2 separate regions of the Homo sapiens genome follow, and region 1 is linked to region 2. Evidence: chromatin contacts called from ENCODE Hi-C or POLR2A ChIA-PET data. All regions are on one chromosome and are shown on one strand. Each heading gives the region's core, a stretch centred on a gene start or an enhancer-like site at or near the end of the contact. The rest is flanking DNA. Distances are from core to core; before and after follow the strand shown.

What was found. Hi-C counts contacts between places; a loop is a spot of excess contacts on that map. ChIA-PET counts read pairs that join two places held with the same protein, here RNA polymerase II (POLR2A). Pooled maps may share reads with other maps.
Region 1: a loop to region 2 is called in a pooled map, with 4 times the contacts of the local background. The contact joins two enhancer-like sites. A Hi-C loop is called at or near these places in 8 of 50 pooled maps. POLR2A ChIA-PET finds 5 or more read pairs at or near these places in 2 of 52 experiments (T-cell and activated naive CD8-positive, alpha-beta T cell).

Annotation. Positions count from the first base shown.
Region 1 is chr5:95,866,650-95,873,404 of GRCh38, forward strand. All of the region lies in intron 1 of LOC105379091 (a long non-coding RNA gene), which reads left to right. Among named protein-coding and RNA genes, the nearest start is that of LINC01554, 18 kb to the left of the region's middle. Within about 2 kb of position 3,527, at least 7 of the 41 ENCODE cell types and tissues checked have a DNase peak (open chromatin) inside an H3K27ac peak, as active enhancers do.
Region 2 is chr5:95,757,173-95,763,755 of GRCh38, forward strand. RHOBTB3 (Rho related BTB domain containing 3) reads left to right here. Exons shown (of 12, transcript NM_014899.4): 7 at 6,336-6,448. Among named protein-coding and RNA genes, the nearest start is that of RHOBTB3, 29 kb to the left of the region's middle. RefSeq lists an enhancer at 3,382-3,431. Within about 2 kb of position 2,624, at least 15 of the 41 ENCODE cell types and tissues checked have a DNase peak (open chromatin) inside an H3K27ac peak, as active enhancers do.

The DNA of each region.
Region 1 (6,755 bases), core at 2,277-4,776, 110 kb after region 2:
CCTCACAGAGTTGCTATGGACATCAAACCAAATAATGACTATAAAAGCACTCATGTAAATTATGTGTTATTATTAGAAAAGTTTCCATTTTATACCAAGACAAAGGAACACTGTTATTCATTTGACATGTTTTCTTTTTATTCTTATTCATTTTACATGTTTTCCCCTTCTATTTCTGTCCATGGTTCTCTTCAAATTTTATAATTTAAAATGATATCATCATTATTGAGTCATAACTGAGTGAGCCATTGAGAATATGAATCAGCTGAAACTGAGGGAAAAATAATCTCAAGTCCAGTAGGACCTGACATTACAGAGTCAATTTCTGTTGGTGACAACCTTATTTCTTGTAAAGTTCTAAATGAAACCCTAAGTCAAAGTTATGTTAGAACTTCTAGGACAAGGAATCAGGGAACTCAATGGGCAATACATAGGGAGTCAGGGGAGTTCACAAAAGCTGCAGAGGGCAATTTTGAACCTGAAGGCCTAGTAACCTGTAATCATCCTTGAAGTCAAGAATATTGTAATCTCAACAAGCTGAATAAAGGTGGCCAACTAGTGAATCAAGCCTGTGGTTATGCAATGGTTTGCCTTGCAGTTCTGAAAGCTTGCTGACAGTAGGTTCTCTTTATCTCCACCCTTTCACTGAAGCGTCTTAGCCCAGGAGGGTTGAACCCGTATTAGAAGCCCATGCCTAAATTAAATTTCTTAAGCATTGGCCATTATCATCCACCATGTTTCTGTTGTGATTGATGTATCTATAACTGACAATTCAAGAAACCTACTGCCGGGAGTGCCAATCTTTGATTTAGAAACATGGTGTCTTTTAGAAGTCTTGTAGAACCCTTGACTCTTTCTCACAATGCTGTTTTTAAAAGCATAAAACTAAATACATAGGATACCAAAGAAACCAATTATACTGAAGAATAGTTATCAAATACTTTTTAAAAATATGTGATATAGTTAGATGCTTCTTTATTAATACATTAAATAAGATCTACTGATGGATTTAAATAAGTATTGTATCTTCAAAATGGTGATGAACTTAAATGATGTTTCAAAGCATTAGCAACAACTGTTGGTGACTGAGTCACAGGTGTTGATTGTTGTTTGTTACTGCTACGGTTTGGATATCGTTTGTTTGGCTCCACTCAATCTCATTTTGAAATGTGACCCCCACTGTTGGGACTGGGGTCTGCTTGGGGGTATATGGGTCATGGGGGTGGATCCCTCATGAATGGCTTGGTGCCATTCTTGCAGAAGTGAGTTCTCATTCTTAGTTCTCAAGAGAACTGGTTGTTGAAAAGAGCCTCTCTGGCCAGGCGTGGTGGCTCATGCCTGTAATCCCAGCACTTTGGGAGACCGAAGCAGGTGGATCATTTGAAGTCAGGAGTTTGAGACCAGCCTGGTCAACATGGTGAAACCCCGTCTCTACTAAAAATACAAAAAAATTAGCCAGGTGTGGTGGCGGGAACCTGTAATCCCAGCTACTTGGGAGGCTGAGGCAGGACAATTGCTTGAATTCAGGAGGCGGAGATTGCAGTGAGCCGAGATCGCGCCACTGAACTCCAGCCTGGGAAACAGAGACTCAGTCTCAAAAAAAAGTAGAGCCTCTCACCTCCCTCTTTCTTCCTTCTTGCTGCTTCTCTTGCCATGTGATCTCTGCACCTGTTGGTTCCCCACTGCCTTTTGCCTTCAGTGAAAGCAACCTGAGGCCCTCACAAGGAGCAGATGTTGGCACCATGCTTCTTATACAGCCCACAGAACCATGAGTCAATTAAACCTCTTTTCCTTATGAATTACCCAGACTTAGATTTTTTTTTATAGCAACACAAATGGACTAAGACAGTTACCTGCCTTCTTAATTGAAAAAATTGCTAAATTTTAGTTACAGGTTAGTGAAAACAAATAAGTGGGTCTTTCCCCATCCAAGTTTATAGAACCTTGGAATTCTATCCAAGAGCCCCTTGGGTGTCTGCAGACCTCAAAGTCAGCTCCTCTGCCAGGATGGCTTCTTTGCTACTGGCCCAAAGGACAATCACAAGAACTAAAAAGAACAGTATCACCTGTACCTTCCTGGTATATCTGCTTATAAAACCCAAATTTCACAGCTTGTCCCCAACTGGCAGGCTTCTATAGCATAAGCTTAATGGCAAGAAATGATAAAATTCATGTGAGATCTACAGCCAATGTATATTTGCTTTGTGTTTTTGCTAAAGTGACCAGATATTTCTACAACAGATAGTCATGGCTTTAGACTATTTGTCAAAATAAACTTTTAGAGTTGTCTTGACTTTGATGCCTTCTAGGCCCCTTGAGGGAAGCTGAGAAGGCAAGTACAAAAGTGGGCTAACAGCTACATAAAAATAAGCTAAGGCCCACATCAAGATGTGGTGTGAGGCTGGGCATGGTGGCTCACGCCTGCAATCCCAACACTTTGGGAGGCTGAGGCCAGGAGTTCAAGACCAGCCTTGGCAACATAGCGAGACCTGCTCCCTCAAAAAAACAAAACAAAACAAAACAAAACTGGGCATGGTGGCACACACCTGTAATTCCAGCTACTTGGGAGGCTGAGGTGGGAGGATCACCTGAGGTCAGGTGTTTGAGACCAGCCTGGCCAACATGGTGAAACCCCAGCTCTACTAAAAATACAAAAAAATTAGCCAGGCATGGTGGCATGCACCTGTAGGCAGGAGGATCGCTTGAACTCAGGAAGTGGAGGTTGCAGTGATCCGACATCATGCCACTGCACTCCAGCCTGGGTGACAGAGCAAAACTCTGTCTCCAAAAAAAGAAAAAAAAAAAAAAAGAAAGAAAAGAAATAAAGAATGAAAAGTGGCATGAGAGTAGGAGCAGAAAGAGGCAAGAAATATTTGGGCTCAGGCACCAAAATAAGCCCAGGCTAAACCAAGTTTCACAAAACTTCATCCCCCAGCCCCAAGCCTGGGGAACCACAGTGTGGGCACAGTGAACACGTTTGCAGCCACTTCCTCAGCATGAGCTGAGATACCACATAAGAAGAAATCAAAACAAAACCTACCTCTTTTTTTTTTTTGGCTTGAGGGAGCTAGTTTTATTTTAGGGGCTAAAAAGAGGAAAAGGATGTACTGATTTCCACAGTTAGGCAGTATCTGTACAGAATGTTTTAAGAAAGCAAAGAAGTTTAATAGGTGTTAGAAATAGTATGCTTTAACCTTTTCAAGTGGCATGGGTTTTAATTTTGGCATAACTTTTAAAGGAGACATTGCTATCTTTTTTTTCTTTTAATGTGTACAACTTATGCAGTAAATTATAAGGGTGTTGGCCAACACATTTTATATATATACATATATATTTGTGTAAAATATATATATGTAAATATTTTTCTGTTTTTGTTCTATTAGCTAATACATACAAAGAAGCTAGATACAAAAGCATCACTTCTAGAAAATAAAGGATACTAAACCAAAAAGATGATACAGCAGTGCTCATGCTTCCTTAGTTGTTTGTTGTTGAGTCACTTACATGGTTTTTCCAGACAAATGTCTGAGGGAACTATACCTGCTTTGATAAGGGTTGAGTCAAAAGTAGATGAAGGAACTGCTATGAATAGAAAAAAGGAAACTCAAGCTGCTGGTAAGCTTAGGAAATGTGGAAATGAGATCATATTCAGAGAACAAATTTACTTTTAGTTTTGAAATAACCCCTTCTCTGAATGGGTAAGTTCTATGTAGTCCAGCCTGTGGAAAATACTCAGTGATTAAGGGGCTGCCAGTGGCTATGGGAAATGGACTTGGTTGGCTTCTACTGGAGGTGGGGGTTTGCTGCTCCTCCTGAGAAATGGGGCTGCTAAGGAAAGGAGTCAGCTCTGCAGGTCAGGCCCACGGATTCTCAGTGTTCAATGCCATGTGCTTCACAACAGTCTGAGTGTGACATTCTCAGTGTTGCTTTTGATTTCTATGTTTCTGAGAAGCAGTTAGTCTCACATTGATCTCAGCTTGGTGGTCCCTGGGTTTAGTGGGAACTCCCCAGCCATGGTTAATACCATCCTCTGCGTCCGTGGTGACACTGGTTCATGGACTTGCCTCTTTCTTCATTCCCTTTTACAGAAGGCTGATGGTTAAAGTCCCAGCCATAATCCTACCCAGGAATATAGTTCCAAAATTTAACTATGGGAAAAACATGACCATAAGTTTCCCTAGAACTCATCTTTGCAGTGTTTTAAATGGAATTCTGGAACATTTGTGGTCTCTTGCTCCTGTGAAGAGGTTGTTTCCTGCTTTGCTTTATAGATGCCATTTCCTCCCTGGCGCATTTAAAAAACCACTGCATACAGCATTCTGGGAGCTATAGAAGGATTAAGAATGACCTTTAGCTGAGGAACGAGACAGCACAGCTACAGGAGATTCTGATCTATTTTCTTTTTACATGTACAGTGTTGCACCTCTATGGAAAGCACTGGCCAAGTTCCAAGCCAGCCTCAAGCAGACCCTAAATATTCCAAAGAAATAGCCTGCAGTCACTACAAAACTTGCCTAAAGACATGCCAGGGTAAAAACCCAGTTCAAATCTGCTAAAGGTGTCTCCCACTCAAAGGGTAGAGGGCAGGGATTTCTTTCTAAATGAGGGAACATAAGATAAGGTACACATTATGATAATACCATTTCCTACACTTGATAGTTTGAAAACCACTTTCACAATGGTTCTCTTATTTGTTTTTTGTGGGGTTTTTTTTGGCCAGGAAAGTACAGTGTACATCATTTGCTTTTTAGACATAAGGTTAATAGAACAAGAGCAATGATACAGCTAAAAGTTATACAATCAATTACATAACAGATATACTTAACAAGAGGTAAGAACTTTTTTTTTTTTTTTTGACACAGAGTCTCATGCTATCACTCAGGCTGGAGCACACTGGCGCGATCTCAGCTCACCGCACTCCACCTCCCGGGTTCAAGCGATTCTCATGTCTCAGCCTCTTGAGTAGCTGGGATTACAGGCTTGAGCCAACACACCTAGCTAATGTTTGTATCTTTAGTAGAGATGGGGTTTTACTGCGTTGCCCAGGCTGGTCGTGAACTCCTGACCTCAAGTGATCTGCCTGCCTCGGCCTCCCAAAGTGCTGGAATTACAAGTGTGAGCCACCGCTCCCAGTCAGAATATTTTTTAAAAAGTCTTTATATATGTTAGATAGTTAATACAACAGATAATGGCAATTAAGGAATGAAGCATGTTACGCAAGTAGACTTAATTTGGAAGGAAAATAAACATTTACAAAACAGCTACTATGAGCCAGGCATTGTGCAGGGATCTTGACATGCATTATTCCACTTGATCCTTACAGTAGGTTAGTAGTATTCGCTAATTTTCCAAAGAAAAAGAAAAAAACTCTAAAGTTCAAAGAACTCAGTGGTTACACTGAGGCACATGGAAATTGTACGATCTGAGAGGTGAGCCCATGTCTTGCCATTACACCACCCTACCTCATTACTTAGGATAAATGTTGCCCATGATTTCTTCTTTTTCCTTTTGATTTTACCATCCCTTCATCTGAATGTGATTACACTCATTTCACTCTTTATAGCTCCTTTCACCATCATCATCACTCTCATAATAACGGTGATCGTTCACTGACCTCATTTAATGCATCTTATTATAGTTATAGATTTCTCTTCTTACCCATGTTAGTTATACCATATGTTTCTTGAAAGTAGGTCTCAAGTCTTATTCATTTTTATATATTAAGCAGCATCTTACTACCATTTTACATCTATTCTCTTCCCAATAAGTGTTTTTTGAATGAACTAAGTGAAGCAAAATGGCATGCCTGCAGTCCTAGCTACTTGGGAGGATCCCCTGAGCCTAGGAGTTTGAAGCTGCAGTTAGCTATTATCATGCCACTACACTCCAGCCTGGGTGACACAGCAAGACCTTGTCTCTAAACAAAAAAGAAAGAAAAGAAAAAAACCAGAGCAGAAATGACTTTTTACAACAGACTGAGAAAAAGAGGACACATTTTTGTTTGTTACTGGATCATCATAACAGTCATGGTCAGTGAGTTAGGATGATAATCTGATGAAACCGATTTGCTCACGAGTGTCCTTTAGATTCTATTCCCATCCTGGCAGCACTTCTTGGGTACCATCCAGGACCTGCTGTCCACAGCCTCCAGCCTGAACCTCTTGCCTTGACCTGTTCATCCTGCTTCATCCTGTCATGCTCCAGACCAGATGGGCCTCCAATGTCATTGCTTGGTTTCTGGTTTCCATCTCTACCTCATCATTTGGACTTGATGCCTGACAGAGCTTTGGATTCTCCTCTCCTGTTGGTTGTCTCAGGACCGTTTGGAATGCTCTTCTGGGGACACTGATTTCCCATGCAGTGAAAAGACACAGGCTACATGAAACTTTTCTTTTCTCCTTCCTTCTTCCTTTCTTCTTTCTTTCTCCTTTCCTTTCCTTCCCTTTCCTTTCCTCCCTTTCCCCTTCCCCTTCCTTTCCTTTTTTTTTGGACAGTCTTGCTCTGTCGCCAGGCTAGAGTGCAGTGGTGTGATCTCAGTTCACTGCAACCTCCACCTCCCAGGTTCAAGCGATTTTCATGCCTCAGCCTCCTGAATATCTGGGATTATGGGCACGCACCACCACATCCAGCTTATTTTTGTATTTTTAATAGAGATGGGGTTTTGCCATGTTGGCCAGGCTGATCTCAAACTCCTGACTTCAAGTGATCTGCCCTTCTTGGCCTCCCAAAGTGCTGGGATTATAGGCATGAGCCAC
Region 2 (6,583 bases), core at 1,374-3,873:
TTTTAAAAACTCAGTAGCAACTATATTTTAAAGATGGAAGTTCTATCTGAGTCATTTTAGCAAATGAATTGAAGGTCTTACATCTAAGTGTCCCATGTAAGAGTGGAAAAGAACAGATGTAAAATGAATTTTAATGTAAGCATCTAAATATAAGTTTTCTCAGAACTCCTGTCTTTAATTTTCTTTACCCACTTCAAATCATGTAGCGATAACCTGTTAGGCTAAGGTCACTCCTGCTCTGCAGTGTGTCTGGAGAAACATTTATAATTAATTTGTTTTTAGGGTTCAAGTAAAGCCTAATTGGGAACAGACAAAAAGTTTAAGGTTTGCAAGGCAAGTATCATTTCATACAGGTAGGGAAATTTGGGGCAGCCTTTATTTAAGTAATTGATGTTAAAAATAAGGTATTACTTTGTTCATGTGGTTTGTGGTCATGTAATTTTATAAGTTAAAACTTAAATTATGATTTTGAAAAGTACAGTTGCAGCACGCAGATTTATGTGGATAAAAAATACATATTGGAGTAGAATGTGGTGCTAGGTTAGTGAAATATTGGCTTGGAAAAAGCATAAATTAAGCACCTGTACAGCACACACCCAGCACATTGCCTTCAACGGGTTCTCTGTAAGTTTTAGTTGAATTAAAGAGTAGGCTCCAGTAGCCGGGCATCATCATATCAGTAAGCCAAACTATTTAAAGACTTCATTTAGTACTATAGATTTTGACGTTTAAACTTAGAATGTCACAGTTCAGAATTTAAGATTTTGAAAAACTAACATGTTTACATGTTAAGAGAAAAAAGATGTTTTTAATCATATGTTTAAGGAACTGTGAGGGATGTGACTTTTGTATGATAATTTTCTGTTGAAATTACATGAATTATTCAGTAGGCTTCCACAATTATTATTGACTACTTTCAAAGGCATATGAGCACTCTGACGTCTTATATCCTTTTTAACATAGTAGCAGTAAAATAGCTAGATGTATCTCCAGTGGCTGATCCTGCCTAGCTTTCTCCTAGGGGGAGTGCTTTATTTAATTGCAAAATTAATACAGGCAGATGGAAAAAAAGAGAAAGAAAAGAAAAAAGTTATCCTTCTACCCTAGACCCTTTCCCCGGAGTCATTTACCTGTTGTAATTTTTTTATGCACTCATTCTGATACTGTTTGAAAGAGATTAATATTCTGGGGACATTTGATTAATAAAAGTGTAATCCTAGGTATCTGCTGCTTTCCAGGGATCACAGGCCGTTTCCCATGGCTGGAGCGTAGAGTGAAAGGTGATGGCTGGTGGGTGATGAGGTGGGCAAGGCCTGTGGAAGCTGTTCCTGCTGCTCTTAGACTTGTGCTAGAGTTTTAAGCATGATCAGACTGGGCTTTAGAAAGCTCATCTCTGGTTGTGGTTGCAGGGTGGAACAGTGCGGCCAAGACAGGCATTCAATCAGGAGGTCCCATTACTCTGGCGATCAGCCTCAGGAAGGCCAACATTCAGACAGTGGGTGGCCCTGCCATTGGCCCTTCATCGTCTAGACCAGTGCTTTTCAAACCTTAAAGTGTGTGCAGATCATCTGAGGATCTTGTTCCTGTGGAGATTCTGATTCAGTTACCTGGAGTGGGGCATGAGATTCTGCATTTCCAGTAGTCTCCGAGGTGGTGCTGGATCTCTGGACTGCCAGAAGCAGCTGGAATACCTGCTTTTGGAAGAACTGGGAACCAGCCAAAACCAGCAAACTAGGGCCTAGAATTCAGTGCAGAGGCCCAGGAAGGCTACCAAGTTAACAGCTTAGGATTCAAAGTAAAAATGGGGTGAGCTGTAAGGCTGACTGATGCAGTGCTATTCAGAACTGGGGCTCTCAGTGCCCTGTGTGTCCCTGACGCGAGGAAAAATGGATGCCTAGTGGTTGGGTGGAAATTAAGTAAGCCTGGAATAGGGATCGGAGGGCAGGCAGGCATGATGGTGTGGAGAGCCTGCTGAGCTACAGGTCTTCAACCAGTTCAGAGTCCTGGCTTCTTAACCTGACACTGACCCGTCCCATTTCGGCTGTGATCTCTCCTTGTACGTCACGGCCAAAGCCGGAGGTGCTGTCTGGTCTGAGCAGGGGCACGGGCCATTGACCCGGGGCTGCAGAGATCCAGATGCTGGTTAAGGAAAAGGGAAAATAACTGGTTCTGCAGGTATCTATTTATTATTCTTTAATTATTTACAGATTACAACCTCTGGCTCAAGGAAAAGTTTCATTTACATTATGTTAAAAAGAGATATCAAAGCTGTATTTGCACAGAAAAGACAATTTTGAAAAATGCTGAAAATTAAGAGAAAAAAATTTACCCAGATTCCACTATCAACAGAAAATGTTTAAACATTTATTGCTTTGTTTGATCCTCTAGTCATTTGTTTGTGTATGAATAAGTGACACTGTTTTTGAAAAAATGTATTTTGTAATCAAATCAAACAAAAATTTTAAACCTACGTTTTTCTCAGAGACTTCAGTAAATGGGCCAGGCTTGTTTTGTTTTGTTTTTGTTTTAACATTTTTAAACCTGTGAATAGAATACAAGTGTTAAGGCACAGTTATGCAGTGGTTTTCCCACAGAAGTGCTGTGGTCTGCCCTTGGGTTATGCTAGAGAACCATTGAAGACAGGAGTTGTTTGTTTGTGTTCCCATCAGATGGGTTGGTAAAGCAGAGGTTGAACTCCATCATGTGCTCAGGAATATTTGCCTTGAGCAAACACGGGCTAGAGAGTTATAATAAGCCTATCTCCTGTCCTTGTTTTTTTTTTTTTTAAAGAACCAGATTACAAAGAATATCTTAATTCTTTTTAAATAACATGCTTTTTTTAACCTTTAGGAATTTGAAATTTGGTGTGTGTTATGTCACCATGAACATTTGGTTCGTTATTTAGGAGCGACCTGTTTAACAACAGTCCGGTTAACATTTTACACCTATCTATTCCTATTCAAATTTTTGATTCAGTAGACACAGTCAAGGTATATCTGTTTTGTATACGTTAGTTTTCTATTGAATAACAACAAACACTGCATAATGTATAAGTACTTAACTACTAATCCTAAGGAACGAGGAGTAATGTGATAAGTGAAGCCAGCCCTTTCCTGGTCTTCAGGGAGTAATTCTTACATGGCATACAATTGTAACATTCTTATAATACTTGATACAGTGTTATGGTTGCACATTCTTGAGTCATATGATCTCAGATGGTTAGGAAGTGAAGTATTTGTAAGAACCTCAAGAATTTAGCTTTGAGCTCTTCCTGCCACAGATGGCCCTTAGAGTTTCACATCACTTATTGAAATGCCATCTGAGTAGACAAATATGTGGAAGCAAGCTTTCATCTTCAGTTTACATTCTCCAGTTCTTAGAATCATTCCGTGGCATGTCCTTTTCTGTATTGCATAAAAACACAGCCTAGTATACATGAGTATACCATGCGCTCTAAAAGTCTAAGTGGATTCAGTGCTTTAAGAAGTTAACTAAAGAAAATCCCAGTCAGTGATGCAAGATGTCATCCTGCCCTTGTCTGCAGTTGATCAATCAGTAAAGTTATGCAAGATGAGTAAGTTCTGGAGACCTGCTGTATGACATTGTGCCTATTGTTAATGATATCGCATTATATACTTAAAGTTTTCTAAGAGGGTAAATCTGATGTTAAATGTTTTTACCACTGGAAAAATAAAAGGAAAGTCCCAGCCTTAGGATTACTGGTTTATTAGGACCTAAAAGTCTCAAAGATGACTTGATTAATGTTTCTAATTATGAAAACAGCCCAATCAGCAGTGTGCTCTTGAGAATTAGTCTTACTTTCATTTTCAGTGAGTGATTCTTCCTGTGTGTGTTCTCAGACAGTTCAGTGGCCTGTGGGGATTTACCTGCTACTGATTCCATCTATTTAGATTATTTGATGCTTGCTTGCTTTTAGATAATCTTCTGAATGGAGATATTTTATAGGTGTTTTTTAGTTAATATGCTTTTACTTAAATAACAATGTAACTTTTACATATATAAGTATGTAAAAGAACACAGAGACAGTACTTATGTTCTTCTTTAGATTGGATGAGTGCAGACATAAAAAATACTTACATGTTCCCTTTCCTGCATACCACTAACACTGGGTTTGGATAATGGCTGAAATTTCTTTCCTTTTTCCTCTTTTTTTTTTTTTTTTTTTTTGAGACAGGGTCTCACTCTGTCACTCAGGCTGGAGTGCAGTGGCATGATCATGGCTCACTGAAATCTCCGCCTCCTGGGTTCAAGCGATTCTCCTGCCTCAGCCTCCCAGGTAGCTGGGATTACAGGCAGACGCCACCATGCCCAGCTAATTTTTGTATTTTTAGTAGAGATAGGGTTTCCCCATGTTGGCCAGGCTGGTCTCGAACTCAGTGGTTGAAATTTCTAAAGGGAAAGCAGTGGCCGTCAGCAGCATACCATGCACATTAGGGTCACCAGGGAGAATTTTAAAACACTGATGCCAGGGGCTTCAGGCCCAGAAATTCTAATTCACTTGATCTGGAGATGAGACCTCCTCTCATGGTATTTTATAAAAGATCTCAGGTATTTATAATACACAGGTATGGTTGATAATCACTGGCATAGAGTAATTTTATTGATCTGGGATCCATTGGCTTCTAAGGGGTTCTTACACTCTCACATTGTTATACTGACTTTAATGTTTGTGTGCACATGAAATTTTCTGGTCATACAATCCCAAGAATTTATGAGATGGGAAAAGAGGATGTGGCCACACAGTTAAAAAGCATTCATGCAGAAAGAGAAAAACAGAAATCATAGAGCTCTTCTACACTACACAGCTTTGAGAATTTGAGGAGGAAGGGGAGCAATCAGTGAAAGCATAAAAAGAGCTAGCAAAGGCAGAAAGAAGCAGTGGTGTGCTGGAGCTGGCACCAGCTTGTGAGAGCCCAGTTGTGTTTATCATCCCCATTTCCTTGTTCTGTGATGTCATGTTGATAGCATCAAAAAATGGCAAATGCTACATATCATTTGACTCCCTCCCCCAGGAGACACTGTAAGTATTAGGAAGGCCAGGTGGGGAGAAGTTGAAAGGATATGCATTAGTGCTTAGTGCTGCAGGGCTCAGCTGTAAGAGCCTGAGAGCTTCTGGACTTGCAATCTGCCCCTTCCAATTGGATTTGGTTTTAGTTGGTACAGACTGGCTGCAATTGCCTGATCTCATTGGTTTAATAAGTGTTTATGTGCCTGCCTCATTCCCCAATATCCATGAAGGCATCTGGTGAGTGCTGAATACAGGAATGAAAACATCAGAAGAAATGAACTGAGAGCAGATAAAAAAGGGTCTTGAATTACCCAGAGAGGTGAAGTGACTCATCACACTAGTAGTTAATAGCTGAGGTAGAACTGGATCCTAGGTCTCCTAACTATACCGCCCACACTAGGCTTCTTGAATTATATTTTTATGAGATAGGACCTTCTATAAATCATAGGATGGATGCGTGTAATCTCTTGGAATGTCATGATCAGATTCGTGCTTTTGAAAACTCACCAGCTTTGAGTAATAGGATGGATTTGATGGGGAAAAGGCTGTTAGGAAGCAGGGAGGTTGGATAGGAAGTTGCTGCAGACCAAGTAAGAGAAGTCCTTGGGGAAAAGGTCAGCTTTTGCTGACCATAGAATAAGAATTTTGCAAGACATAGAGGAAAAGAGGCTGACAGAGTGGGAGAAGTGAAATGAGCCTAGGAAGAGAGTTTTGAAGTGGGCTAGGGAAAGGCAAAGGACAGTGGGGTGATTTTGCTCCGATGACATGAGCTACGTGGACGAGTAGCTCCCTTCCTCAGGCTGGTTTTGTAGAGTTGGCTCTCAAGCATCCCAGTCTGCCCCTGACAATGCTTGAGACCTTCTGAATGCATTCTGTTGCTGCTGCATGTTCCTCTACCTGATGATAGTCACTGCTGCCCATAACTGGTAAGATTTAATTCACCCTTGGGAAAGACCACATCTACCTTTTTACTCAGGGCAAGTAAATAATTTGGGTGCTGGACCACTTGTCATGGGAACTCATATTCTGACCATTGCTGTTATCACTAGCTGCCCACCTATTGCAGAGAGGTAGCAGCAGTCTGGGGAGGAAGACTTCAGATTTTGAGAAATAATTTAGGGGAAGTTAAACTGATCGTTTTGAAATGTGAGTACTGTTTAAATGTTTTAGTATAGTTATAAGGATGTATATCTGGTAAAGAAAAATTAAAGCACTAAAAAAAGGGAATGTTGTATTTAATAAGAGATTTACTTTTGTTACTTCCTCATTTAACAGAAAAATCCAGCATGTACTAATTTGTTTACAGGTGCTTTTCAGTGGGAAGAATTGGAAGAAGATATCAGGAAGAAGTTGAAAGATTCTGGGGATGTTTCAAATGTAATCGAGAAAGTTAAATGCATTTTAAAAACACCAGGAAAGGTAAGTTGATTTGTTGTAAGTTAGTTTACTTTGACCCTCTGAATTATAACTCACATACTATGATGAATATAAAATTGAGTCGTTAGAAGAGTCAAATACTGTATAAATGTAAATGTTTTCCTTAAGTATATTTTA